Regions from separate parts of the Homo sapiens genome. Here all the other regions are linked to region 1. Evidence: chromatin contacts called from ENCODE Hi-C or POLR2A ChIA-PET data. All regions are on one chromosome and are shown on one strand. The core of a region is the stretch at or near the end of the contact, and the rest is flanking DNA. Distances in the headings are between cores, read along the strand shown. Region 1 holds the start of LINC02478 (long intergenic non-protein coding RNA 2478). Region 2 holds the start of PLA2R1 (phospholipase A2 receptor 1). Region 3 overlaps RBMS1 (RNA binding motif single stranded interacting protein 1). Region 4 overlaps RBMS1 (RNA binding motif single stranded interacting protein 1).

Region 1 (3,087 bases), core at 432-2,931:
CGCAGCCACCGAGCGAGTCACGGGAGACACTCTGGAGCCATTTTGCGGGGCTGGAATTCCTTCGCCCGGCGGAGCTCGGCGCGCACCCGTCAGCTGTGCCGAGGACCCTGCGCCCGGGGGGCCCCGCGGCCACGTGACCCCCATCTGGCTCTCGGCCTGGACTGAGGGGGCTGAGCTCATCGCGTTGCTATTCGAGGGGCAGAGACTGCCTGGCCTTCCTCAAATCCTGAGCTCCCGGCTCTCCTCCCTCCCCCACCTACTTGACATCTCAGGCTTTTTGTGGAAGGGGCAGGGCGATTGAGAGGTCGGTGACCTTTGTCCCAATGGCGCTGGCTCTTTTCCTTTTTGGCTACCCTAATGGAATGAGGATATAATCAGTCATATCTTAACATTCATTGAGCCCCGGCTCAGGCTGGGAGGCACTGCCTTTCTCCTAGTGAATTTTAAATCAGTATTTGTGGGATTTAAGCTCCAGCGGATAAACCTAGAGCCACTGGCCATGAAGGGTGTGGCAGTGGGGTGAAAAACGGGACTCCCGCCTCCACTCCCTGGCTTTCCTCATTCCAGCCACTATAGAGGGGAAAATACGTAGACCACAGAGCAACGGCCACACCCTCTTTCCTCTCCTCCAACCCCAGAATTCCACTTCAGTCTCAGAGCTTTCAGCTAGGTGGGGTTTATCCCCAAACATGCCACAACCCCTCTAGTTATATGGGAGCGGTAACTGTGAACCACCATCGCTGGCTTGATCCTCCCTTTTCCGTGGATTGGTGCTCCTGAGTATGTTTACCGGTTTCAGTACATAACACAGCCAGATAGAGGGCCGCGGACTTCAGCGGCGAGAAGCTACAACAAAAATAGGGTGAACAAAAACGAAGGTGCCCAGGAGCCTGAATTGCATTTCTTTCTTACCTTTGGTCATAGAAAGGAGCACTTAGGTGTTTGGCTGGAACGCAAAGTGAGACCAGAGCTTACATTCTTAGCAGCCTGGGTTTGTCTCGAGAGGCCATGCTTCTCTCCTCCCTGACATTTTGCTCTCAGAAGCACCAGTTAGCATCAGAGGAATGTTGTTTCCTTCTCTGAAACAGCCATCAAGTACCAGCGATTTCTTGGCTCCGGCAAGTTAAGTGCTCTGACCCCTCCCTTATCTAACTCACCCCGCACACCATCCACATGGCAGGGGACGCAGCCAGAAATGGAGCGGACTGCATCTTTTCCTTGCCCACTCTTTTTATCACCATGACAGAGCCACTGGACACCAGGAAATAAATACTGAACCACCACACTAAAACGTTTACTCCACTTTGGGCAGAAGGAGCCTATTTTGCATATTAAGTGCCTCCTATAAAGCAGTCAAGTGAGGGAAAGAGGAGTTCTCGCTCCTCCGTGAATGCTGCACGGGAGCCTCCAGTCGGGAACAGCTGAACAGGTAGCTCTGAAAGAGGACCTTGGTCATAAACGCATAGATAAGATTATCCCGAGGTTCTCGCCCACATGCTTCCTTACCACAGGTGGGAGGGCTGCTGTTAGGCTGTCTTCCTTGCTGAGCATTGACAAGCAATGAAATAGTTGAGGCGTAGCAGCAAGAAAGGAGGAAGAAAAAGGGCCTGGTTTTTTGGTCTTTAAGAACAGACCACTAGTGGTGTATTTTGGGCTGGATATTTGCTGAGCCGACCGTTGACGTGCTGAGCTGACGGTTGACGTGCTGAGCTGAGGGTTGACGTCTCTGGTCATTACACAGATTTAAATAACCAGCAAAAGTGGGGTGGAAAGGTTTTTCCAATTGTTTTCAAGGAAATGTATTTTGAGGATATATTGAATCTGACATAACTTTCAACTCACTTTCAAACCAATCTACTGAGCTGAAGAAAGAGATCAGAAATGAAATGAAATTCTGATATACACTTAATCGACTTAAAAAAAATTGACAGGAAAAATAAAATTTCAGATGTTTTTTATTCAAAGGTTCTCAAAAGAAATAAAACAGAAAAGCTAACAATCTGATCAAATGTACAGTTCAAAAATGTCTTTTGGCGTTTAACAACAAGTCCTAGGAAAGAAAACTACAGAGTTATCTTGAACCGGACAAATAAGTTACCACTGGCAAGTCTGTGGCACTAGTAAAACAAAAATAAAAAATTAACTCTCTTGATCATATAGATATCTCTATGAAAATCTTTTTTTTTCAATCTGTACAAAAGGTCTTTCTTCATAAATTAATTTTTTTATAATTTAATGGCTGTCTACTATGTGATGTTTAACTGATTTTTTTTTTTTTATGTACAGAGGTTATGTTTCCCAAATCTTACCCAGACGAGTATGGCACTTAGTTCAGACATTTCTAGCAGCAGATTTCCCCTCCCCTCTAACCGAGCTATCAAATTTCTGTCTTAACTAATGCAAAAATATCAAGTAGTGAGAGACCCAGGTTTATAACTGTACTAGGTACACAGAGGGTGCTGCGTTCAGTCTGGACTTTCACAAAGCAGTAATATTCCAGGGAGCATAGAACCAATAATACCACAACTTTAAAAAAATGAAACAAAAACAAAAACAAAAACACATTTCTCTTATGACTATGTAATTTTCACTAGAATCTACACTTCTCAGAGCAGCAAGGACTTTTGAAACTATGAAATGTCACTGACATCTATCATCAAATACAAGCATAAAATTTAAGAACTAAAAAATACTTGAAAGAAATAACTGCTTAGCCCTAGCTCCTGAGCTAGGAGGATTTGGTCTGTGGAAACAGGGAGGGCCAGCAACCTGTCCCAGCACAAAAGAAAATAGACTCTGAGGTAGATAACTGATCATACACAGCTGACCAGACAAGTACACAGTTTTGGAAGACAACTTAATTTACCATTGCTTTTAAAACATATGCAATTGCCTTAATAAAAGAGCTTTAATAACAGTGAATTATCTTATATGTACTAAAGTAGAAATAACTGTGTATTTATGAATCAGGAATTTCATAGTTTCAAAATTGGTTTTCTTTACACTTGAACACTTGTAGTGATGATGTAAAGTGTGGCACTGCTTGGATCCAAATCTTCCTTCATGCTTTTTTGTTTGTGTGTGTCC
Region 2 (3,087 bases), core at 192-2,691, 210 kb before region 1:
AGGCTGTCTGGAGGCTCCTCCTGGCATATTTAACTCCCTCCTGTCCCCCTCCTACTTGCATATATGGACTTCTGCACTTAGGCGCAGGCTTCTCTGCCTGAGGTGGCCCATTCTCAAATGCGGGCCCCTGCAGGCCAGAAATCTCTCCTCCCTCTCTTTACACAACCTTCTGAGTCTCATGTGTAGTAGGTGCTCAATAAGTGTTTGCTGAATTGAACCCCGTTTTTCCACTGAGAGAGACTAAGGCATAAAGGCTTCAGATCACGCAGTTCATGGAGCCACTGGGGCTTCTCTCCCTCACCTGGCCTGATGTTTTCAGGCGGGGTGCGGTGGGTCAGGCCTGTAATCCCAGAACTTTGGGAGGACGAGGTGGGCGGATCACTTGGGCCCAGGAGTTGGAGACCAGCCTGGGCAACATGGTGAAACTCCGTCTCCACCAAAAATACAAAAATTTTGCTGGGCGTGCGGGCGCACACCTGTGGTCCCAGCTACTCGGGAGGCTGAGGTGGGAGGATCGCTTGACCCCGGGAGGCGGAGGCTGCAGTGAGCCGAGATCCCGCCATTACACTACAGCCTGGGCGACAGAGCAAGACCCTGTCTCAAAAAACAAACAAACAAAAAAAGTTTTCCTTAAGGAAGGGATGGACTGGGGAGGCCTGGCTTGGGGGTCACTCCTAGGTGGCGACGCAGACCCTGAGCGCTTGCTTTGCAAGGGGACGAACTGAGCCATCTTTTTGCTATCATTTATCCGTCCCAAATAAGCAGCTCTCAGAAAGTTTCCGTTTTGAAACTTCTCCGACACTCCTATCCCGGGCTGGCTCCGGGCGCCAGAGCCGAGAGGAGTTACCTGCGAGACCAAGCCCCCCCGCCCCCGCCGCCCGACCCCCGCAGGAGCCAGGAGGGTGCCGGGCCGCGCAAGTGGGGTGCTGGGCCTAGACAAGAGGCTGCAGGACACCACCCGCTCCCCCCATGCTCAGGACTGCTGACACACGAACCCCTACAAACGCGGCCGCCCTTGCCCGCCAGCTTGGCCCCTAGCTTCGCCCCTTCTTCCTCTCCTTCGACCACCCCGACCCCCCTCCCCAACGTACCGATCCAGTCCCCGACCCTGGGAGACTCACCCTGCCACTCCAGGAGCCGCTCGGGGGTAAGCGCCGCCGCCACACCCTCGGCGCAGCCCCGCGGCGCCCCCAGCAGCAGCAGCAGCAGCAGCGACGGCGACAGCAGCATCGCTAACCACTGGGCTCTCCGGGAGCCCCTTGTCCCGGGAGCCCCTTATCCCGGGAGCCCAGAGCCGCGTCCCAAGCACCCGGCCCCGCCGCGCGGAAGCGGATCCGTAGCCTCCTCCGCGCCCCACCCCCTCCGGGGGCCTTGCCAGCCCAGAGCCCTGGAGACCCACTCCGCCACCGCTGTCTCCACAGTGAACCGACACTCGGGGCTCTGGGCTGGGATGCGGGAAAGTCGCGGAGGTTTTCCTCGCCCCACCCACTGCGGCTTGGGGAAGGAGGAGGAGGAGGGGTGGGCCATCTGCCCATCCCAGAAATTCCTGCCTTTGGGGTGGGGACAGGCGGAGTGAGGCTGCTCGGGTCACACTCTCCGCTCCTCTAGCTTGCAGCCCTGCTCTCTCCTTTCTGGGGGAGGCCGAAGAGGAGTTGTGGGTGAGCGATTTGAGAATCTCCGGGACAAGGAGCCTGACATCCGGGTTTGCAAACCACCTGGATTCTGGTAAACACCGCGGATTTGCAGCGGGCAGCCTAGAGTGAACCCAGCTGCTCCGCGACGCAGGCGCTTTGGGAGGGTCCTGGACTCCTTTGACTTGTGGAGCACTGGAGACACCTGAGGGGCCACGCCGTGGTCTCCACCTTCCTTGCCCCAGAGTAACCCGGAGATTCTTCTATTCAGCTCCTTCGGTTTTGAAATAACCTCCTCTTTCCAACTCCTTTGATCCCCCAAGCCCCGCAAAGTAGCCGGGGTCCCTATTATCCCATTTTTACAGCTGAGAAACCCTGCCCAGAAAGTCGAAGTGCTTTGCTCTAGGTTACTTCCTAATCCAGCAAAAGTTACTCTCTAGCAAGTAGGACAGCCCTGGCTAGAATGTAGTCGTTCTAACTGTCCTCCTTCAAATAACCAGCAGAACACTGGAAGCGTTTAATATTCTGAGAACAGGCTCATATAAGACCTTTCCTCAGCGGGACCTTGACATTAGTCATTAAAACATAAGAGAGGGGGAGGGGAGGGGCAGAAAGCAGAGCCTGGAAGGAAATGCCTAGCAGGGAGCAAGATTGAAGGTCAGAGCCAAATGGGGAAGAAGGGAAAGTGGTTGCCTTGGCCATGGCCTTAACAAAAGGTGCTCAGTCCTGCAGGAACCTCAGAGAGCCTCAGAACTGTCTGTCGAGGACAAAAGGGGCAAGCGTTTATCCATGGACTTTATCCTTCCCTGTTGGTAAGGGAGATCCTAGGGTTATTAACTCCTCTGCACTGTTCTACAGCAGTGGTGAGTTTCAGTCATGGTCCCATACCTTGTCTCTTAGAAGCCCTGGGTGCATAGCATGGCAAAAGGTGAGGCGCTGTCAGGTTGTTTCTCAGAGGGTTGGGGGGTGGGGGACAGCCGGGGGAAACAGGCTGCAGAGGGGGCTGGAATAAGAGGTGGGTTGAGAGGATGTGAGAGGTTCCAATGTGTGTAGAGTTTATAACATATCATTACATGTAGAATTCAGCATCCTTGCTTGAAAACATGCAGAAAAGAGATGCTTTAAGCCTAGTAGATTACACAGACTTCAGCCACAAACTATGTATCCATCTCTCCTATGGCCTCAGAACTACATTGCTATGGGAATATCCCCGTAGTATTATGATAGAAGATTTGGCCCTGCCCGAGCAGGCTGGCATGTATTGCAGCAGGCAAGTGCAATGCACATGACATAATTAGGTCATAAAACAGGACACTGATGCTAATCTCTGGTGAGGTCCAGGGCAGTGAGAGTAAAGGGGAGAGAGACTAGGCTGGAGTGGGCATAGAGGCCTAACTATGCTCAGATAGTATGGTGGGTATTGGGAGGAAGAGGCTGTTCTAGGATGGGAAGAAAT
Region 3 (3,087 bases), core at 186-2,685, 200 kb after region 1:
AAATCTCCTCTGAAGAGCTTGACTCTAATCCAGGCTGATGACCCACTGAAACATGCCATCAAATGTAAGACACACCCCAACTTCAGGGATGTTAAAGAATGGGGAGGAAAGGTGTGCATTAGAATTAAAGAAATGTAGTAGCCATTTTCCTAAAAGAATAAGGTGATATTATATATATGGGTCTGGGTCACTCAACAAATATTTATTAGTGGGTATCCACTACATGAGTAACAAAGGTTTCAAAGAAATTGAAGGCACGACCCCTGCTCACAAGTGGCTCATTAACAATATCTCTGAGAACATGGATTCATGTTTCTATCTGATTTAGTTTTGGACTGTTTGCCAACATGGTTATGGCACAGTTACAAAATGGTTAGACAGGTAAATGCACCCTGCTCCAATCTTGAGTAGGCGTTTTTACTGCCTAGCATTGGAAGTTTATCTATGAAAAGTCAGCCTTAATATAAGTAAACTTATTTTCATTCCTTCAATTTCAACAAAAAACATACAATCTATTTTCTGATTACTTTGATTAGCTTTCACTCAAACTAATAGTATTATGTACAGTATGTGGGACAGGTAAATTTGATCATTTGGTTAAAATGTATAGATTAAGTAGATATTATTAACTTCTATTTGGGGCAGGAAAGTTTGAGGTAACTTCATCTTGAAGGCTTTTAAAAAATCTACAATGTAAGACATCATTAAAGTAATTTGTATCCATTAATTCAACTTTGAAAAGTGAACATATATTTTGGTCAAGAGAGATTCAAACTCTTGCATGAAAGGAAGTATCAGGGGTTAGCTAAATCATGGCTCACAGAAAATATTATTTGTTAGCATTAGTTTTGCCTTTACCCATGGATAGGGCTACCTGTGTTAGAATTATTATATATACATATGCCAAAACCCAGCCCCAGAGGACCCTTCAACACAGTCTCTAATGCCATTTCTTGGGAAATGTTCTGTTACCATCATCTAAAAGAATACAGGTTTCCCCTCCAAAGACAGAGCCACTTGGATTCATGCCTTTGTACTTTTCTTGGAATACCCTCATCCCTGATTTGGGTCCTGGTAACTGTTTACAAGAAAACACAAAGAGAATCTTAGGAAATAAACTACATACAAATTAGACATATCATAGGTGCCCTTTCAAATTCCACATGGTCTGGCTCATCTTTACACATTAAATCATTCTTTCATTGCACTTGCAATCTCTTTTCTGAGTTTACCCTCGTTTTCAACCTTAACTCAAACCAGCGTCCTGTCCTCTTTGTCAGAGAGGCAGGACAGGACCCAGAGCTTCCCGCCTGGGGCTGTTTCTCATCTCTTTGGTTCTTGTTGCCACCCAGCCCTGACTCCAGGCTTCCCTGGAGTCCGCCCACACAAGGTGTCTGCAACTCGGGGCTGCAGGGCCTTGAGAGCTTCCAACCATTCTCTAAATGTGTTGTTTCTTTAGTGGGTTCTAATTTCTTCTCAGTTGGCTAACACTCTGCAAGAATCACTATCCAACGCTTTCTAGTTTCCCATCTTGGTACCCACCTCTCCACAGACCCTTTTCTTCAGGGAGTCACTACCCTCAGCATTTCTACCCAGACCTTCTGTTTCCTCTCAGGACTTTATTGGTATTCTGTAACTAACTCTCAAACAAGCGTATCAACGCAGAAATGATTCTGGGGAAGTACCCAAAGAGCTGTCATGAGATAACATAGAATTACAGGGCAGACTCATTCTGGAATGTAAGTTGGAAAGAGGTTAACAGATTTCAAAAAGCTGAAATAAAATAAAGGAGACGAAAAGTTGACCTCGTAATGAATAGACACAACAGTGAAAATCAGGGAGGGGCTAGAAATTTCTGAAAGGAGGAATGATAAAGAAGATTCTTAATAAAAAATGTCTGGCCTGTACTGGCAACATCTGAAGCCTTATGCTGGTAACTAGGATTTCATTGAGTATGGTACTCCAGAGCCAAGACAGTAAAACTGCACAGATATATTTTTAAACCCATGAGGCTGTTGTGTGGGTGTAGATGTAAAAGAAAAACAAATGCAAGCTGGTGTTCTGCTTGGAACAGCTCCACATCACACTCCCCAATATTATTCTATAAACCCAATTTATTTTTACTTCCTAGCGTATGTTAATTATCTGTATTATAGAGTTTTTCGATTGTCAGTAGAAAACAACAACATTATTTACTTCTCACAGTACACAGGTATTTTCCTGATTATATGAAAAAGTATAACATTTATAAATTAAATTTATTCTATTTATCAACCACATCAATTTGTTGTCCTCTTCCTTTTTCCTATTACTTACTCTAACATAAAATATGTTCATACTTATCTATGTTTTATATTTTAACAATAGTGATTTGCATACATATAAATTTTCTAGAACAGTGCCCATCACATGGTAAATATTTAAAAATGTTACCTGTAATCACTATCATTACTATCGTTATTGTTAATAACAATGTTCCTTATTATAGTAAATTCTATCATAGTCTATACCTGCCAGGAAATTCCTACAGCTATGCAAGATGGATGTTGCCTCATCCATAGAACATTTTTTATCTTTCCTGGACAGAAATTAGGTCTATTTCTCTAGTTTTTCTGCAGATCTCTCTCCTGATACCATCCGTGGCCCTCATCTTAGATTGTTAATGTCTGTTTACTATATTCTATTTCCTGTATCAGACTGTACTGTACTCGCTCTCAGAGTGGGGGGGGTATGACCAACCTATGAATCCCCCATATGCCTAGTTAAGAATATCTGTGCAATGAATGTTATAATGTAAGAAAATGTAACAGGAAACCAACATGGTGTAATTCTTGCCTTCAGTTCCAAGAATGGTCTCTCTCGGACCCATGTCTTTTTATTTCAACATTTTTATACAGTATTAGAAAGCATCTGTCCACAATAAAATCTCCAAATCTGCATATAGCACCCTACCCTTTCATTGCACTGACATACTGAGCTGATGGGGATAAGCTGTGGGAAAAGTGGGACAGAAAAGTGACAGATGATCTTCAATATCCATAAGCAAGACTTAGCCCACTAAACCACCAGTTCTAACTGGAACCATTT
Region 4 (3,087 bases), core at 431-2,930, 130 kb after region 1:
TAATATATTTGCATGAAATAAAGAAGAAAGGATTGAAAGTCTTCCCCAGAGAGGAAGCAAATTCTGCTATCGAGGGCATAAACCATGACCAACTGTTTAAAAATATGGTGGGATCCACTTTTCTACTTCTTGGTACTTTCTTTTTTTAAAAAAATGTGGTTGAGAATTTCATTTTCAACCTCAGGTCCTTACCCTTTTTCAGGCTGCCCCTCATTCTAAACACAGTCCATTCTTAGAGGCTGTAAACACGGTCCATTCTTAGGCGACTGTGTCAAGGTCTCCCTAGACCACACAGAAGTCTCCTAGGACCACCCGCTGTTGCTTGCTCTGTGGGGACATTAATAATAGCACCTTAGAAGGATTAACAACTACCCTGTGAAGTGGGCACTATTATCTTTACTTAGCAGAAACTCAGACTTAGGGAGGTTAAGTGAAAAAGCATGCAAATGGTAGAGCCACAACTTAAGCCATAGTCTTTCAATTAGGTAGAGTGCAGGCGGAAGCATGGACCAAATGGTTCAAGGAGGTAAAATGTGAAACGTGCGTTATCAGGGCCTAAGGAATATGCTAAGGGGCAAACTTTTCAGTGGAAAAAGTAATAGTATGTCTTATTATCATGATTTTTTTTATAATGAGTTTTAAAAAGCGAATTGGATTTCCCTGAGAGAGGGCTGCTAGATTTAGCAAATTCAAAAATGCAGTGTGATGAAAATCTGGGACATACTTATACTAAAAAATTATTCACTGTTTATCTGAAATTCAAATTTAACTCAGTGTCTAGTATGTCATCTGTGAAAGCCTTTATAAAACAAACAAAAAAACACTAATACATTCAAGAGCTACAATTCCCACATCTGAAATCTGGACACTGTGGGCCACATGTCTTTGGGAGGCCAAGTAAAGGGAAGTGTAGTGAGGCCACAGCTGTTCTTGACGGGCTTTCTTTTTCCTAGTAGCAGACACAGCCCTTGACTCCAGGGACCTAGCTTTCACCATGTAGGCCACTTAAGATGTCACTGCCTCAAAACTCCAGACCTTCTCTATATGGATGCTATGAAGATTAAATATGACTGAGGTTTATACATCCTTAAAATATTTATTTATTGGGTGAGTACTTTATAAATATATTCTCAGAAACCTGGATCAGATAGACTCTTACCCTCCTAAGAAAGGTCTCAAAAATAAAAGTACTAATATATGGTGAGCCCAGTTGACAGTAATCTCTAAAAATAAGGAAAAGTAAAAAACTAGAAGTATGTTCAAAACCTGAAGTGAACTATGGAACATGTAATGAGATGCCAAAACGGTCCCTAGTAGAAAAAGTGGACAATCACGATGAATTGTACAGTTTTCAAATGGCTATGTATGGGTAGATTTTAAAATATCATCATCATGACTCATAGATCCTACCTGACCACAAATACACAGAGATAACATAACATAAAAATGGGCCAATACCTTACTTATACATACCAATTTACCTTTCTGCTACTCTCCACTAAACCTCCAATCTCTGTAGCTTGAAGACGTTTACTTTCTTTAAAACAACAACAAATTGGGACTGTTTCAGGCAGTGTTCATTTAAATATCTTCTATGCACAAGTTTAATCTTCAAACTTTAACAAAACCCAATCTACTAAACACAAATTGCTGTGAACAGAAACTGCCTGAAGAGGATTAATCAACAGCTTTGTATGTCATCCTCTAAACAAGGCCAAACACTGAATCACTGTTGAATTCCTCACGTGCAGCTACACCCAGTTAATCTTGAAGAAGGCAGTAAACTATGTAAATCTACTTAAACTGGGAAGATAAGTACTTCCCTCATCAAAAGTTAGCAACATTTAACAAGTACAACTATTGGAGGGCAAGACCATTAAACACACACAGATATAAACACACACATACACACATGCAGAAAAATTTTGCATTCACTCCCCTACCTCCAAAACCCTACTGGAAACCACTAGGACAACATACTGCTTAGCAAAAAAGGCCTTCCTACATGCCACGATGTGCAGAAACCAAAGTATGGTTGGTTTGTAACTTAGCTACCTCAAGAAAGCAGTTCCAAAATGGAAGGAAACAGGAAGAGGAGTAGCTAATAAAAGAATTCAAGAAACAACACAAAGGAAAAATGAAAATACCAATTTTCTATATCTAAAAGCCTTTGAGTATAAATCACTTTTTTTGTTTCAAAACACACTAAAATATTTTCATAGCTACAAAAGTCCTGATAAATGGTTTCATTTTGGTTTTTGGGGTGCTCTTTTCATACGATCAGATTGGATTTGCTTAATGAACACCATATACTTCAAAGTCACAGTCAACAGTAATAGAACGTACACATTTGTCCACTGAGACTTGAACCAATCATCTTTATTTAGATACTGCCTACTCGGTTATCACTCCATTCAAAAGCTTCTCACTTTGACTTGAGCTGAGCAGGTGTATTTCTAATGTGCTCACAGGCCTGTGAGGCAGGAAAATCCTGTTGATCCCAGATGATGCCAGAGATCAGTACTCCCTGATGCCCTAGCTACACTACGTGGGGGCAGGTGAGAGATGAGTACCAACCACCGCTGCTTTAACTGAAACTAGCTCACTCCTACACAGTCGACCCTCCGTATAAAGAGGTTCTGCATCCGCCTACTGTGGATTAAAAATATTTCAGGGAAAAGCAATAAAAATAGCAATAAAACAATTTGAAAATAATACAGTATAACAATTATTTACATAGCATCTACATAGTATCAGGTATTATAAGTAATCTAGAGATTAAAGAATACGAGAAGATGTACATAGGTTATATACAAATACTACGCAATTTTATATCAGGACCTTGAGCCATCCTGGAACCAATCTTCCTCGGATGCTGAGAGATGACTGTATATGTAAAATGTAGAAAGCTTTAAGAGTTGTACAATCATTCAGTACAGCCACATTTTTATATCAATGCTGCTTCCAAACATCACAAACTTACCATCTGTATCATCCATTTGCTTCATCATTCACCTCCTAGCTCACAAGTTCTCCCTCCCCAAAAAGGTGGGAGGAATCCCTAAACTGGACTTCTGAGATTAGAAG

What was found. A loop is a pair of places that touch in the nucleus more often than their neighbours do. ChIA-PET counts read pairs that join two places held with the same protein, here RNA polymerase II (POLR2A). Pooled maps may share reads with other maps.
Region 2: a loop to region 1 is called in a map of chondrocyte, with 2.0 times the contacts of the local background. The contact joins the promoter of PLA2R1 here to the promoter of LINC02478 in region 1. A Hi-C loop is called at or near these places in 1 of 168 maps with a recorded cell type or tissue (chondrocyte).
Region 3: a pooled map shows a loop between it and region 1 (2.7-fold over the local background). The contact joins the enhancer-like site here to the promoter of LINC02478 in region 1. A Hi-C loop is called at or near these places in 6 of 50 pooled maps. POLR2A ChIA-PET finds 5 or more read pairs at or near these places in 3 of 52 experiments (AG04450, OCI-LY7 and naive thymus-derived CD4-positive, alpha-beta T cell).
Region 4: a map of PC-9 shows a loop between it and region 1 (4-fold over the local background). The contact joins the enhancer-like site here to the promoter of LINC02478 in region 1. A Hi-C loop is called at or near these places in 19 of 168 maps with a recorded cell type or tissue (B cell, CD4-positive, alpha-beta memory T cell, IMR-90 and 13 more) and 29 of 50 pooled maps. POLR2A ChIA-PET finds 5 or more read pairs at or near these places in 10 of 52 experiments (AG04450, CD4-positive, alpha-beta T cell, CD4-positive, alpha-beta memory T cell and 6 more).

What each region holds. Positions count from the first base shown.
Region 1 is chr2:160,270,214-160,273,300 of GRCh38, forward strand. It overlaps LINC02478 (long intergenic non-protein coding RNA 2478), which reads right to left and starts at 1,682. Exons shown (of 2, transcript NR_103775.1): 1 at 1,507-1,682. It overlaps RBMS1 (RNA binding motif single stranded interacting protein 1), which reads right to left. Exons shown (of 14, transcript NM_016836.4): 14 at 1,938-3,087. RefSeq lists an enhancer at 1-499.
Region 2 is chr2:160,061,174-160,064,260 of GRCh38, forward strand. PLA2R1 (phospholipase A2 receptor 1) reads right to left here and starts at 1,442. Exons shown (of 30, transcript NM_007366.5): 1 at 1,122-1,442. The coding sequence starts at 1,230.
Region 3 is chr2:160,468,041-160,471,127 of GRCh38, forward strand. All of the region lies in intron 1 of RBMS1 (RNA binding motif single stranded interacting protein 1), which reads right to left. Among named protein-coding and RNA genes, the nearest start is that of RBMS1, 24 kb to the right of the region's middle. Within about 2 kb of position 1,436, at least 2 of the 41 ENCODE cell types and tissues checked have a DNase peak (open chromatin) inside an H3K27ac peak, as active enhancers do.
Region 4 is chr2:160,401,776-160,404,862 of GRCh38, forward strand. All of the region lies in intron 1 of RBMS1 (RNA binding motif single stranded interacting protein 1), which reads right to left. Among named protein-coding and RNA genes, the nearest start is that of MIR4785, 4.6 kb to the right of the region's middle. Within about 2 kb of position 1,681, at least 8 of the 41 ENCODE cell types and tissues checked have a DNase peak (open chromatin) inside an H3K27ac peak, as active enhancers do; they include CD8-positive, alpha-beta T cell, PC-9 and sigmoid colon, where a contact is called at or near this core.